Regions from separate parts of the Mus musculus genome. Here region 1 is linked to region 2. A link is a loop called in an ENCODE intact Hi-C map of the cell type or tissue named here. Cell type or tissue: heart. All regions are shown on one strand. Each heading gives the region's core, and the rest is flanking DNA. Links, peaks and the distances in the headings are about the cores only. Region 1 overlaps Cmss1 (cms small ribosomal subunit 1). Region 2 overlaps Cmss1 (cms small ribosomal subunit 1).

Region 1 (6,569 bases), core at 1,876-4,375, 230 kb after region 2:
TTTTAGGCTTAATAATCACGTAACAGGAGAGTTGAAGGGCTGTGAGATTAACCAGAGTTAGCCTAAAGCATAGCATTGCTCATGTACCCTTTAAGAAGCACTGACAAGGTATTTCCTGGAGATTAATGACAGTCTGAGTTAATGGGCTGAAGGAGGGCCATTAATCCCTTGCACAAAGGTAGTTCTGAAAGTAGCAATGAGAAACAACCGCTGGGTCAAGGGCACTGGATCCCAGGAGATGTCTCAGAAGATCGGTTACTCTACAGAAGGCCATCTTAACTACTGTTCTCAGCCGCTTCTCCTCCCGGCAGAGCTCAGGCTCGGGCTGTTGCCAGCCTGGCACACAAGGACTGTTGGGTAACTGGTTTTTCATCTTTCATCAGAAGACCTTTTTATTTTTAATAAATAGCTGCGCCTTCCCACTGAGAACTCAGCAATGCTATCATCTTAGAGGTCAATCTTGACACGAATCTTTTACCATCACAAGCCTGATAGGTGAGTGAAGCTGTGCTTAGGAGTCAAGAAACCAAGGCAAACAATTACACAAAAATAGTGGTACGCATAAGATGCACAGGAGAATCTGAAATGTGAATGGTTGGGTGGGGTTGATAGAGCAATCAAACAGACATGACATCAATAAATCAGACAAGCAAACTATATGTTTGCAGATTTAAAAATGTCAGACTAAACTTCCACAGACTTTCTCCAGACCAGCCTAGGCTTGATGAATTTTGAGTGTATGCTAATTTAGCCAGGATTGGTACTCTTGGGATTAGTTAGGCGAGGTATATTACGTCCCAAAAAGAAAGTCTCTGAGATGTCAGAAAAGCATAAAAACTCCTTGGGTTCCCTTAGTTGCAGACACATCTGCCTCCGTGCATGCGCCTCCTCTGTTAGTGTGTGTCCCTGGTAAGGGTTTCAGGATCCAGAGCTTGCCCCCTTCCCTGGGTGCGATGCTGCTGACCCTCCCACTTTGTGTGTCAGCGTCCTGTGGATCTAGAAAACACTTTAAACCCCATCCGATGCATGAAGTTGTTCTGACCTAAGACTGTGATGGCTGCAGTATGCTTTCATATATTTGAAACAATTACGTTATTTTGCTGCTTAAAAATATTTATAACTCTGCTGATTAATAAGACAATAGATGATTGCGAAGGGAAACGAAGAAAAATGTTTTCTGGTCGGTTAAGTTAAAAGTACAAATACTAAAGTCCCATTAAAATAGTGACCAGAGGGGGAGAGGCAGACCCGTGGTTAAACCTGCTTACTGCTCGTGCAGAGGATACAGGTTCAATACCCTGCACCCGTGTGCAAGTGCACACACATACACACACACATATACATAGACACCACAAAACCCCAGACAAGCAAACACAAATAAATAAATAAATAAATCCTTTACAAAGAAAGCATACATGCATGCATGCATGCATACATACATACATACATACATACACACACACACACACACACACACACACACACACACACCAAATGGTGACTTGTATCTTGCCACTAACAGGAATCTGATGTAATGCTAAAAGCTGTCATTCTCTGGATTTGGAGTCAGCCAAGAAATTTGTAACTGCCTATCCAAACTGGTAGCGCTACTGTTATAGCAAAGCACGTGCAGGTGAATATCACTATATTACTCCATACTGTTAAATAATCCTTACTTTATATGCACTTAGCTATGGCAGACCTAGGTGGACTTTTCAGCTGAAGTTGCCTAGTGTAAGGGAACTATCCAGGTGTAGCTGGACACATGACCACACTAGTGCCGAGATAACTAGATTGTTTACGTCATAACCGTGGCTTTGTGGTTCTATCTGGGGACAACAGTTTGAGTGGGTTTGAGTTGTAGTTCCCCTTCCTTCCGTAGACACACTGCTCTCTCTTGACACTTCGTTGGTAGTGGGATGTCCTGGTCGCTTTGCTTACTTTGGGAGCAACAGATCCACTGTGATTTGAGCTGATGTTTTTCCGTCTTCTGTTTAGCAGGTCTCTAATGCATCCACACAGCCTAGTGATGGGGTAGTAAAGCTTGCTTCCTAGTGTGTACAAATGCTGTCTTTCCAAATAGGAAAAGAACTGAATGAAACCTGTGGCGGAGCCTTATTTCACAAGGAGTAGTTTAACACCCAGCACCAACATTCTTCTGAGGTTGCATTCCATAAATAATGACTGCTGGGCAGGAAGACTCATTTCCTATTCTGGAATAAATTGAACACACTCGAGATTTTTACTGTCTATTCAGAATCCTCTGGGCTGTGAGGCTGTAAATTATCACCTTCTTGAGTATGGAGCTTCCATTATATAATTTAAATTGTATGACAGAAGTGAGCAAGAGAATGTTAATTTTTTTTTAAATGTTTCTTGCATAAAACCAGAGATCCTCCAAGGAGAGAAAAGGATATTTCTGCTCTTTAACATTCATCAAGGAAATTTCAGTTTTGTTTTGAAGAATTGACTTCCTGGAGATTTTCTTAGTGCTCAAAACATGGCATTTTGCTTTCTAAACTCATACCTGTTGGCAGGTGTGTAGAGTCTGGAGTCATGGTCGTAACTTAGGGTCCAAAGAAAGCACCCTTCATGTGCTTCCCCAACCACCCTTTTATAGCCTATACCATTAATCAACTTCTCTGAAGGGGCTAGTATATCATATAGTCACACTGGACTCCTTAGGCCCAAACTATAGCTAGCATCATGATAGTTTTCTGTATTAGCAATGGTGGTGCCAGCACCCGATTATTAAATACTTTTATACCATTATAAATATGCTCCCTACCTTATATCTCCCCTTTATTGCCCACAGCAAAGGCAGGTTTAGATATTATCTCCATTTTGTAGTTCAGAAAACTGAGGACTTTTGTGGGACAATGGGGTCCTGCGTCCACTGGGGCTAGGGCTGCTCAGGGCCAGGCAGACGTGGGGAGTTTGAGTGCTCGTGGGTTGGACTGTGAGAAGTCTCGGGATCCTGCTTTGGGGTGGGGAAGGGCGCAGTCTGGGGTTCCCGAGGACCTGCGGGAGTTGGATTCCGACTCCACAGATGCCGCTGGGTACTGTAGAAGGTCCAGTTTTGGAGTCCCTGGGCCACACAGAGGCCAGGGATGACAAATTCTCGCTCTTGGGCACCTCAGATGCCGCTGGATGTCTCAGAAGAGCTGAGAAGAGAGTGGGGACCTCGGGTGGACTCTGTCCTGGGGACTGAAGGGAAAGGGACTGAGAGGAGAGGGCTCCAGCTGGGTCCTGAAGGGTGGAGAGTCTGGCTTGCTCGCCAGCGGGTAGGTTGGCTTGGATTAGCTGGCGGCCTTGGCTTTGTGCACAGGGAGGCCTCTAGCGGGTACATGCAGGACTGTTTAGAGGGAAGCCCGCTCCATTGCATCAGCACGGCGGTTCCGATGAGCAGAGACAGTCCGTGGTTTTAAGGCGTTTATTGCAGAAAGACAGAGAGGGAGAAAGTAGAGAAGCAGAGGGCGGCCGTGGCTGTGTGGAAAGAGGGGGAAGGGAAGGCAGAGAGGGGGGAGCAAGGGAGCAAGAGGAAGAACAAGAGAATAAGAGGTAAGAGAGGCAAGAGAGTGAGGAGGGGGCAAGGAGCCTCTTTTATAGTGGGCCAGGCCTACCTGACTGTTGCCAGGTAACTGTGAGAGTGGAGTCCAGACAGAATACCAGGAGCTTGGGGCATTGCCTACATGACTGATGGCCACACGCCACTGCAGGGGGCTGTGGGAGGCAGTAGCTGTGACAGGAGCCAGGGGACCAGGAGGCGTGGCCAAACACCTACCGGTCCCTTAGGGTCACCAGGGTTCCAGACCTGTGCTCGGCCTGGGACCAGGCCCCACAACCTTTGAGGTTAAATAGCTGTTGAAGATGGAATGGAACTGAAGTGGAAAGCCAGAGCTGCCATCTGGGAAGAGTCCATGCTCCAGGACATTACACACTACGATAATGAACTCCCAGACTTACTGGTTTCATTCTGGTTTTGTGTGGCATTCATATCTTTTCAACTCAAACAGTCCTTTCTCTGTTCTAATGGTTGGGCATGGCTCCATATCTAGATGCTAATATGTTAAAATTCCAAGATCAACAGCCGACTGTAGGATCCACAATGGTGTTTGGCGTGCCATTTGTTTGTAGCATAAATAAATAAGCAGGAGCACGCATACCCTTCCAGGCTTGGCTGGGCCTTCCGTTGTGATATCCCTACACTGACTGCAGTGTGTGGTATTAGAGACTGCAACAGTGGTGGTTTTGATCTTCTTAGATGAGTCAGGCATGTAGTGATGTCTGACGAGGAAAATTAGATCAAATTAATTTGTGACTGTTTTTTGAGAAGCCAGCAAGCAGCCTTTAGCCAGTTTCTTAACAGGAGAGCAGCTAATTGAAGAAAAAAAATTGCATAGATCTTTCCCCCCAGGATTTTTTTTCACTGGACAGTGTTTTATAAGTCAGTATTACACAGAAAGTATTTAGAGTTGAATTTTGAGGGATTCTAAAGGTTGATAAATTTTACTATATCTTAAAAACACTGGCAAATTTCTCTGCCAACAGTTTCCTCTGCCTCAGTTCTTCATCTGAGAACATGGTGGGTAAACTTCATCAGACATTTTTCAAATATTCTTTTTCCTTTCTTTTAGCATCCTGACTTGAGGTTGGAGGGGAGTAGAGGGAGGAAGAGAAAGAGATCTTTTCCCTTTTTCTTACTTTTTTATTGATTCTTTTTGGATTTCACATCATGCACTCCAATTCCACCCATCTCCCCTTACCTACGTATCCTCCCTCTGCCCTTGCAACCTCCCCCACAAAAAAGGTAAATAAATAAATGAAAATTAAAAAACAGAAACAAAACCATCTCAGCATGGAAGCTGTAGTATGTCACAGTGTGGCCCACATCTTCTTTTGCAGATATTCATTGCAGTGAGTCTTTGGTCTGGTCCGAGGCCTCTGGCTTCTGCTACACTATCAATACTGGAACCTCACCAGGACTGCTCTCAGATATCCTAATGTTGCCCAGTGTCTTGGAGATCCTGCAGCTTTGGATCCGCAGGATCACCCCTTTCACGTGCTTTAGCAATTCATAGATAGGGTAAATGCTAGAGTTGGCTACTCATAGCCTTGAATCTGGGCCTAGCTGGGTTGGTCAGCTCACAAGCTCTCCAGCACGGCCGGCCCCAGCTAACTCATCCCATGGCAGCTCTCCTGCTCTCCCGCTTTCCCGCTCTCCCGCCCTGAGGGCTCTGCTGTACTGTCCAGGTGAGATGCCAGTTCTCCCCAGTGCTGCATCTGATGAGGAGCAGGAACTGCTCTCTTACTCCATGACCCTGGGGCTAGCTCTCCTGCCTGCTGCAGGTGGCAAGCGGGGTAGAGGGGTGTCTCCCTCACCCACACCATCTCACAACAGATGAGTGGTGGGGCCAGCTCTCCTAGGATAACACCCTCAGGGTCCGCTTACCTCACCCTGCCACCCAGACCAGCTTTACTATGCTTCCCAGGTAGGTTGCAGGGTCTGCTCTCCTCTCCAGAGAGCTACAGCCAAGGAGGGGTGGGGCCATCCCTGCACAGCCCTTAGACATCAACATGTTCCCAGGCAACAGCCCAAAACAGGGAAGTCCAAATGGCCTTTGGTGAAAATGTGAGCCACAGACATGTCCAGCTGCTACTGCAAGGCCATGGACCCAGACATCACCCTAACTGGGAGTACAGGAGGGACTTCGTGATCTCAGGTGGCAGTGTAGGCTCCTCACATCAGGCTACTCCTCTCCACCCTCTGGTCTCCAGTTCACCTCTCTTCATCATGCAGAAACCATTCCACTTCTCTCCCATGTCTCTGCCACATGTTTGCATATCATAGTGGTACCCAATGCAGGGGGGCATGTGGCAGGTGGACCTCTGAGTACCTCCCACCTCCCCATGTAGCATGTGTCAGATGGACTGCATCCTGGCTTCTCTAAATTAGGATTTTTTTTATTTGTATTTTGTATGTTTGGTGTTTTACCTATATGAATGTCTGTATACCACATGCACTCAGTGCCTGTGGAGGTCAGAAAAGGGTGCTGGATCCACGGAACTAGCATTACATTACAAGTGGTTATAAGCTGGCATCTATGTTCTGGGAATTGAACTCTGGATCTCCTACAGGAGCAGTAGAGCATTGTAAGCCACCAAACCATCCCCCGACCCCCTAACGTGTCTTCAAATGAGAACAACCCTGTTCAAGAACTCCATTATATCAACACCAAAGCAGAATATGACGTTTGAAGTTTGAGGCAGAAGGCTCTCAGTATTCAGTCATACAGATCTTTAAGATACACTTTGCCAACAGTAAAAGTTACCCTTCAGATAATGTTCTCTTCTACAAATCCTGACAAACACTAGAGATCACAGATGTTACCATTACAGTCAAGACCTACAGAAGTTCCATCACCCCAAAACAGCCCCCCTCTACCCCTTTACAGAAACTTCTCCACTAGGTCCTAGAAACTTGCAGTTGCTGATCTGCCTTCTGTCCCTGTAGCTTTTCATTTGCTACAGTGCCATATGCATTGCACTTATGCAGAGTCCGGCTTCTT
Region 2 (6,569 bases), core at 1,488-3,987:
GAATATTGCTTCAGTTTATATATATATATATATATATATATATATATGCGCACGTGTGTGTATGTGCACGCATACACACATGCTCAGATACTAGCCTGTATTTGTTCTTAGGGATTGTGGATCATAAGAGAGTTTGAAGCCGACTGAACTAGAAGGGTAGAAGGTGTTTGATGTGAAGGGGATTAGACATTTATTGCTAGAATTGCTAATGAAACTTAATGTAGAGTTTTAGACATGGTTTTGTAAGGGAGTACAAATATGACCTTCAGATGCCAGTGCAAGTAGTTAGAGTTTAATATAGTAGTAACATTCACTCACTTAAAACAAACATATAGCCTGGCGTGGTGGCCCATGCCTTTAATCCCAGAACTTGGGAGGCAGAGGCAGGTGGATTTCTGAGTTCGAGGCCAGCCTGGTCTACAGAGTGAGTTCCAGGACAGTCAGGGCTACACAGAGAAACCCTGTTTCAAAAAACAAACAAAAAACAAAAAAACAAAACAAACATATAGCACCATGAATAGTTTTCATGTGCAAGTGCTGCACAGATCAAGTCGTCCTGTACGTAGGCACAGAGGGTGTTTAGCTTTATATTCTCACCACCTTTCTGGTGTTAATCCTAGACATGCCAGTGAGATGGTCCTAGTCCCATTCCAGTCTCATGGCTCCTGACTTGGCTTCTTGGTCTCATCTAGCACTGACAGGCTGTGTCTACATTCTTGCCTCTCAGACAGGCAGGTGTTTGTTGTTTATTTTAAATAATAATAATAACAACAACAGCAATCAATGTCCAAATGAAGGAAGGAACAACTTGGCACTGTATTTCAAGTACCTTAAAATTCATCTCCATTTTTTTTTTAAGTTAGAGACCTTTTCTAGAAAGTAACTAGAGAGACGAGTAAAGGTAGTTATTTTTGCATTAATTAGAATGAAAAAGTAGACATAGATAACAATGATGAGGGTGTAGTAAATGAATTAAAGTATGATTATATAGAAGCACTATGATGTCATTACATAGTAATGACTTTAATAACTTTTCAAGTTATAGGAAAATGCTTCTACAGAATTTTTTTTAAGAAACTAAGAACTACAAATTGACTTCCTTCTCTGAAACACTGGGAATCAGAAGTATTTTGAATGTCTGAATATTGGGACTTAATCTGCATATACACAATGAGATCCACATCTAACCACAAAAGCCAAATATATATATATATATATATGCATATATATATGTGTGTGTGTGTGTGTATACATATATACACACATACATACATACATATACATATATATTATACAATAGAATGAATATAATTTTATACATTAGTTTTGGTGTAGCTGTGTATTGACCACTACATGTCATGTAAGATAAGGTGTGGAGTTGTCCACTTAGGACATTATAGTGGCACTAAGAAATTAGACTTTATAATGGCACTAAGAAATTAGACTTACAACATTCAGGTTAGGCATGCAGAACCTGTAGATCAGTGGTTTGCAACCTTCCTAATGCTGCCGCCCCTTAATACAGTGCCTCATGTTGTGATGACCCCTATTCCTGTTGCTACGTCATAAGTGCAACTTTGCTACTCTTAGGAGTCAAAATGTAAATATCTGATAAGCAGATGGTCTTAGGTGACCCCTGTGAAAGGTTGTTTTACACCTAAAGGAACCAGGACCCACAGGTTGAGAACAGCTGCTGCAGATTGTGCATCTGTGACATTAGTGGTCCGCTCAGGTTAGTGGTATTGTAAGAGCTCTTTGTTATTCTCAACACTTTCTAAAAGCATATAATTACAAGATGCTATACTAAACTGTTAAGACATGAAACAGGAAAATTAGCAGAGATAAGGTCATTTCTATGAGTGTCCCCCAAACACCTAACCATGAACGACAGAAGCTTCAGTTGAAATCTGTTTCAGCCTTTCCCGAATAGCTTTCTGTAAAGCCCCTTAACTTTGTCAAGAAGTACAGAAGTTTTCTATAATTTAGTGTCCAGAGTCCTTGGTGAGGGGTCATTTAAGTTGTTCTGTAGCCATATATATAGAATCCACATTTTTAATAAATTCTTGAGGGTAATTTGTTCTGGTGCAGGGAAGGGTAGCCTGCTGCTCTTGGAGAAAAACTGCTGTAGCTGAAGCTACTATAGATAGATCCCAATGTTTTCTTTCACTGGGAACTCGGACCTGCCAAGGTAGGAGAGGTATGAGAGGAGTGCCTTGGCCCAGTGGTCACCTGGCAGGATGTTCATCAGATCCTAAAGTGCATGGCATGCCCAGATACTGTTGGAGCCTAAGATGCTGCGTTTCATGAGCCCCGCAGGTCTCTGTCTGAAACACCCACCTAACATCACACATGGTGATGGTGGAGCTCAGCAGTAGTATTGCTGTGTATTGGTGAAGAATGACTTACAGCTTAAAAATGGTCAAACGCTGGCCTTTATGGACTGATTGCATTACGCAGTCTTTACCTCTAGATGGCAGCAGAGACTAGTTTTATTAAGACAACCCCAAATGTCATTCCTGCAACTGTGTTGGGGCAGAGAATAATTTTTTTTTCTTTCTCACAGTATGAATTTAATACTTGGACTTGTTTCTGTAAATGAAATATGGAGCTGTATAATGTGTCATCCCTTGGATCATTTTTATAGAATGTTACGTCAAATAGCTCCAAGAAATTTTCTTTCCAAATTTGGAGTGCATATTGCAAGAGAGATTCATGCATGTGGCTCTTTTAAGACCACACAGTGACTGTTCTACTCGAAGGCTCCTGGGTTTCATCAGAAAGCAGATGTCTGGGAGGGAATTAAGCAAGTTGGAAAGTTCATTCATGGAAGAAAAAACTTTTTTAAAAAAAAGTTATTGAATCTTCATCTCAGCATGAAAGGCGCTATTTGGAATGGATAACAAGTCTCAAGGGTGATGGGCTCAATGAAGAAAAGCTCTGTTTAGGAAACAATAGAAAAATATGTTTATATTTATATTCATTACATTCTCAGAGAATTAGCTTGCTTTGTCCGCTGCTTCTTAAAAAGAAACGTCACACTCTGTAGACTCCGGGCTTGCCACAGTCACTTAAATGGTTGTGAGTTTCAGTGACCAAAAAACTGCAGGTGCATGCGATGTTTTCAGTTTGGTTCAGTCGGAGTCTCCGGCCGCTTTCTTTAAGAATCCTGTTTTGGACAGCAGCAGCGGTCGCCATCTTGGTCCGGGACCCGCCGAACTTAGGAAATTAGTCTGAACAGGTGAGAGGGAGCGCCAGAGAACCTGACAGCTTCTGGAACAGGCAGAAGCACAGAGGCGCTGAGGCAGCACCCTGTGTGGGCCGGGGACAGCCGGCCACCGTCCGGACCGGAGGACAGGTGCCCGCCCGGCTGGGGAGGCGGCCTAAGCCACAGCAGCAGCGGTCGCCATCTTGGTCCGGGACCCGCCGAACTTAGGAAATTAGTCTGAACAGGTGAGAGGGAGCGCCAGAGAACCTGACAGCTTCTGGAACAGGCAGAAGCACAGAGGCGCTGAGGCAGCACCCTGTGTGGGCCGGGGACAGCCGGCCACCGTCCGGACCGGAGGACAGGTGCCCGCCCGGCTGGGGAGGCGGCCTAAGCCACAGCAGCAGCGGTCGCCATCTTGGTCCGGGACCCGCCGAACTTAGGAAATTAGTCTGAACAGGTGAGAGGGTGCGCCAGAGAACCTGACAGCCTCTGGAACAGGCAGAAGCACAGAGGGGCTGAGGCAGCACCCTGTGTGGGCCGGGGACAGCCGGCCACCTTCCGGACCGGAGGACAGGTGCCCACCCGGCTGGGGAGGCGACCTAAGCCACAGCAGCAGCGGTCGCCATCTTGGTCCGGACCCGCCGAACTTAGGAAATTAGTCTGAACAGGTGAGAGGGTGCGCAAGAGAACCTGACAGCTTCTGGAACAGGCGGAAGCACAGAGGCGCTGAGGCAGCACCCTGCGTGGGCCGGGGACAGCCGGCCACCTTCCGGACCAGAGGACAGGTGCCCACCCGGCTGGGGAGGCGGCCTAAGCCACAGCAGCAGCGGTCGCCATCTTGGTCCGGACCCGCCGAACTTAGGAAATTAGTCTGAACAGGTGAGAGGGTGCGCCAGAGAACCTGACAGCTTCTGGAACAGGCAGAAGCACAGAGGCGCTGAGGCAGCACCCTGTGTGGGCCGGGGACAGCCGGCCACCTTCCGGACCAGAGGACAGGTGCCCGCCCGGCTGGGGAGGCGACCTAAGCCACAGCAGCAGCGGTCGCCATCTTGGTCCCGGGACTCCAAGGAACTTAGGAATTTAGTCTGCTTAGGTGAGAGTCTGTACCACCTGGGAACTGCCAAAGCAACACAGTGTCTGAGAAAGGTCCTGTGTTGGGCCTTCTTCTTCGGCCAGGAGGAGGTCCAAATACAAGATATCTGCGCACCTTCCCTGTAAGAGAGCTTGCCAGCAGAGAGTGCTCTGAGCACTGAAACTCAGAGGAGAGAATCTGTCTCCCAGGTCTGCTGATAGACGGTAACAGAATCACCAGAAGAACAATCTCTAAACAGAGTCAACTATAACTACTAACTCCAGAGATTACCAGATGGCGAAAGGTAAACGGAGGAATCTTACTAACAGGAACCAAGACCACTCACCATCACCAGAACCCAGCACACCCACTTCGCCCAGTCCAGGGAACCCCAACACACCTGAGAACCTAGACCTAGATTTAAAAGCATATCTCATGATGATGGTAGAGGACATCAAGAAGGACTTTAATAAATCACTTAAAGAAATACAGGAGAACACTGCTAAAGAGTTACAAGTCCTTAAAGAAAAACAGGAAAACACAAACAGGTAGAAGTCCTTACAGAAAAAGAGGAAAAAACATACAAACAGGTGATGGAAATGAACAAAACCATACTAGACCTAAAAAGGGAAGTAGACACAATAAAGAAAACTCAAAGCGAGGCAACTCTAGAGATAGAAACCCTAGGAAAGAAATCTGGAACCATAGATTTGAGCATCAGCAACAGAATACAAGAGATGGAAGAGAGAATCTCAGGTGCAGAAGATTCCATAGAGAACATCGGCACAACAATCAAAGAAAATGGAAAATGCAAAAAGATCCTAACTCAAAATATCCAGGAAATCCAGGACACAATAAGAAGACCAAACGTACGGATAATAGGAGTGGATGAGAATGAAGATTTTCAACTCAAAGGTCCAGCAAACATCTTCAACAAAATTATTGAAGAAAACTTCCCAAATCTAAAGAATGAGATGCATATGAACATACAAGAAGCCTACAGAACTCCAAATAGACTGGACCAGAAAAGAAATTCCTCCCGACACATAATAATCAGAACATCAAATGCACTAAATAAAGATAGAATACTAAAAGCAGTAAGGGAAAAAGGTCAAGTAACATATAAAGGCAAGCCTATCAGAATTACACCAGATTTTTCACCAGAGACTATGAAAGCCAGAAGAGCCTGGACAGATGTTATACAGACACTAAGAGAACACAAACTGCAGCCCAGGCTACTATACCCAGCCAAACTCTCAATTATCATAGAGGGAGAAACCAAAGTATTCCACGACAAAACCAAATTCACGCATTATCTCTCCACGAATCCAGCCCTTCAAAGGATAATAACAGAAAAAAAACAATACAAGAACGGGAACAACGCCCTAGAAAAAACAAGAAGGTAATCCCTCAACAAACCTAAAAGAAGACAGCCACAAGAACAGAATGCCACCTTTAACAACTAAAATAACAGGAAGCAACAATTACTTTTCCTTAATATCTCTTAACATCAATGGTCTCAACTCGCCAATAAAAAGACATAGACTAACAAACTGGCTACACAAACAAGACCCAACATTTTGCTGCTTACAGGAAACTCATCTCAGAGAAAAAGACAGACACTACCTCAGAATGAAAGGCTGGAAAACAATTTTCCAAGCAAATGGTATGAAGAAACAAGCAGGAGTAGCCATCCTAATATCTGATAAGATTGACTTCCAACCCAAAGTCATCAAAAAAGACAAGGAGGGACACTTCATTCTCATCAAAGGTAAAATCCTCCAAGAGGAACTCTCAATTCTGAATATCTACGCTCCAAATACAAGAGCAGCCACATTCACTAAAGAAACTTTAGTAAAGCTCAAAGCACACATTGCGCCTCACACAATAATAGTGGGAGACTTCAACACACCACTTTCACCAATGGACAGATCATGGAAACAGAAACTAAACAGGGACACACTGAAACTAACAGAAGTGATGAAACAAATGGATCTGACAGATATCTACAGAACATTTTTCCCTAAAACAAAAGGATATACCTTCTTCTCAGCACCTCATGGTACCTTCTCCAAAATTGACCACATAATAGGTCACAAATCAGGCCTCAACAGATTCAAAAATATTGAAATTGTCCCATGTATCCTATCAGATCACCATGCACTAAGGCTGATCTTCAATAACAAAATAAATAACAGAAAGCCAACATTCACATGGAAACTGAACAACACTCTTCTCAATGATACCTTGGTCAAGGAAGGAATAAAGAAAGAAATTAAAGACTTTTTAGAG

Evidence for each region. Peaks named below come from ENCODE experiments on the same cell type or tissue, not always from the same donor. Only the 100,000 strongest peaks of a DNase experiment are listed, where the experiment ranks them.
Region 1: it touches region 2 in a loop (4-fold over the local background); 2 of 42 quality-filtered maps call a loop at or near these places.

The regions. Positions count from the first base shown.
Region 1 is chr16:57,359,970-57,366,538 of GRCm38, reverse strand. The region is part of intron 1 of Cmss1 (cms small ribosomal subunit 1); the gene reads left to right. All of the region lies in intron 1 of Filip1l (filamin A interacting protein 1-like), which reads right to left. Among named protein-coding and RNA genes, the nearest start is that of Filip1l, 10 kb to the right of the region's middle. In heart, for the core only: a CTCF peak has its summit at 3,339; a DNase peak (open chromatin) is centred at 3,308; H3K4me3 peaks cover 789 bases; H3K27ac peaks cover 989 bases.
Region 2 is chr16:57,589,772-57,596,340 of GRCm38, reverse strand. All of the region lies in intron 1 of Cmss1 (cms small ribosomal subunit 1), which reads left to right. Among named protein-coding and RNA genes, the nearest start is that of Cmss1, 14 kb to the left of the region's middle. In heart, for the core only: a CTCF peak has its summit at 2,457 (motif pointing right); no DNase peak of the experiment used is centred there.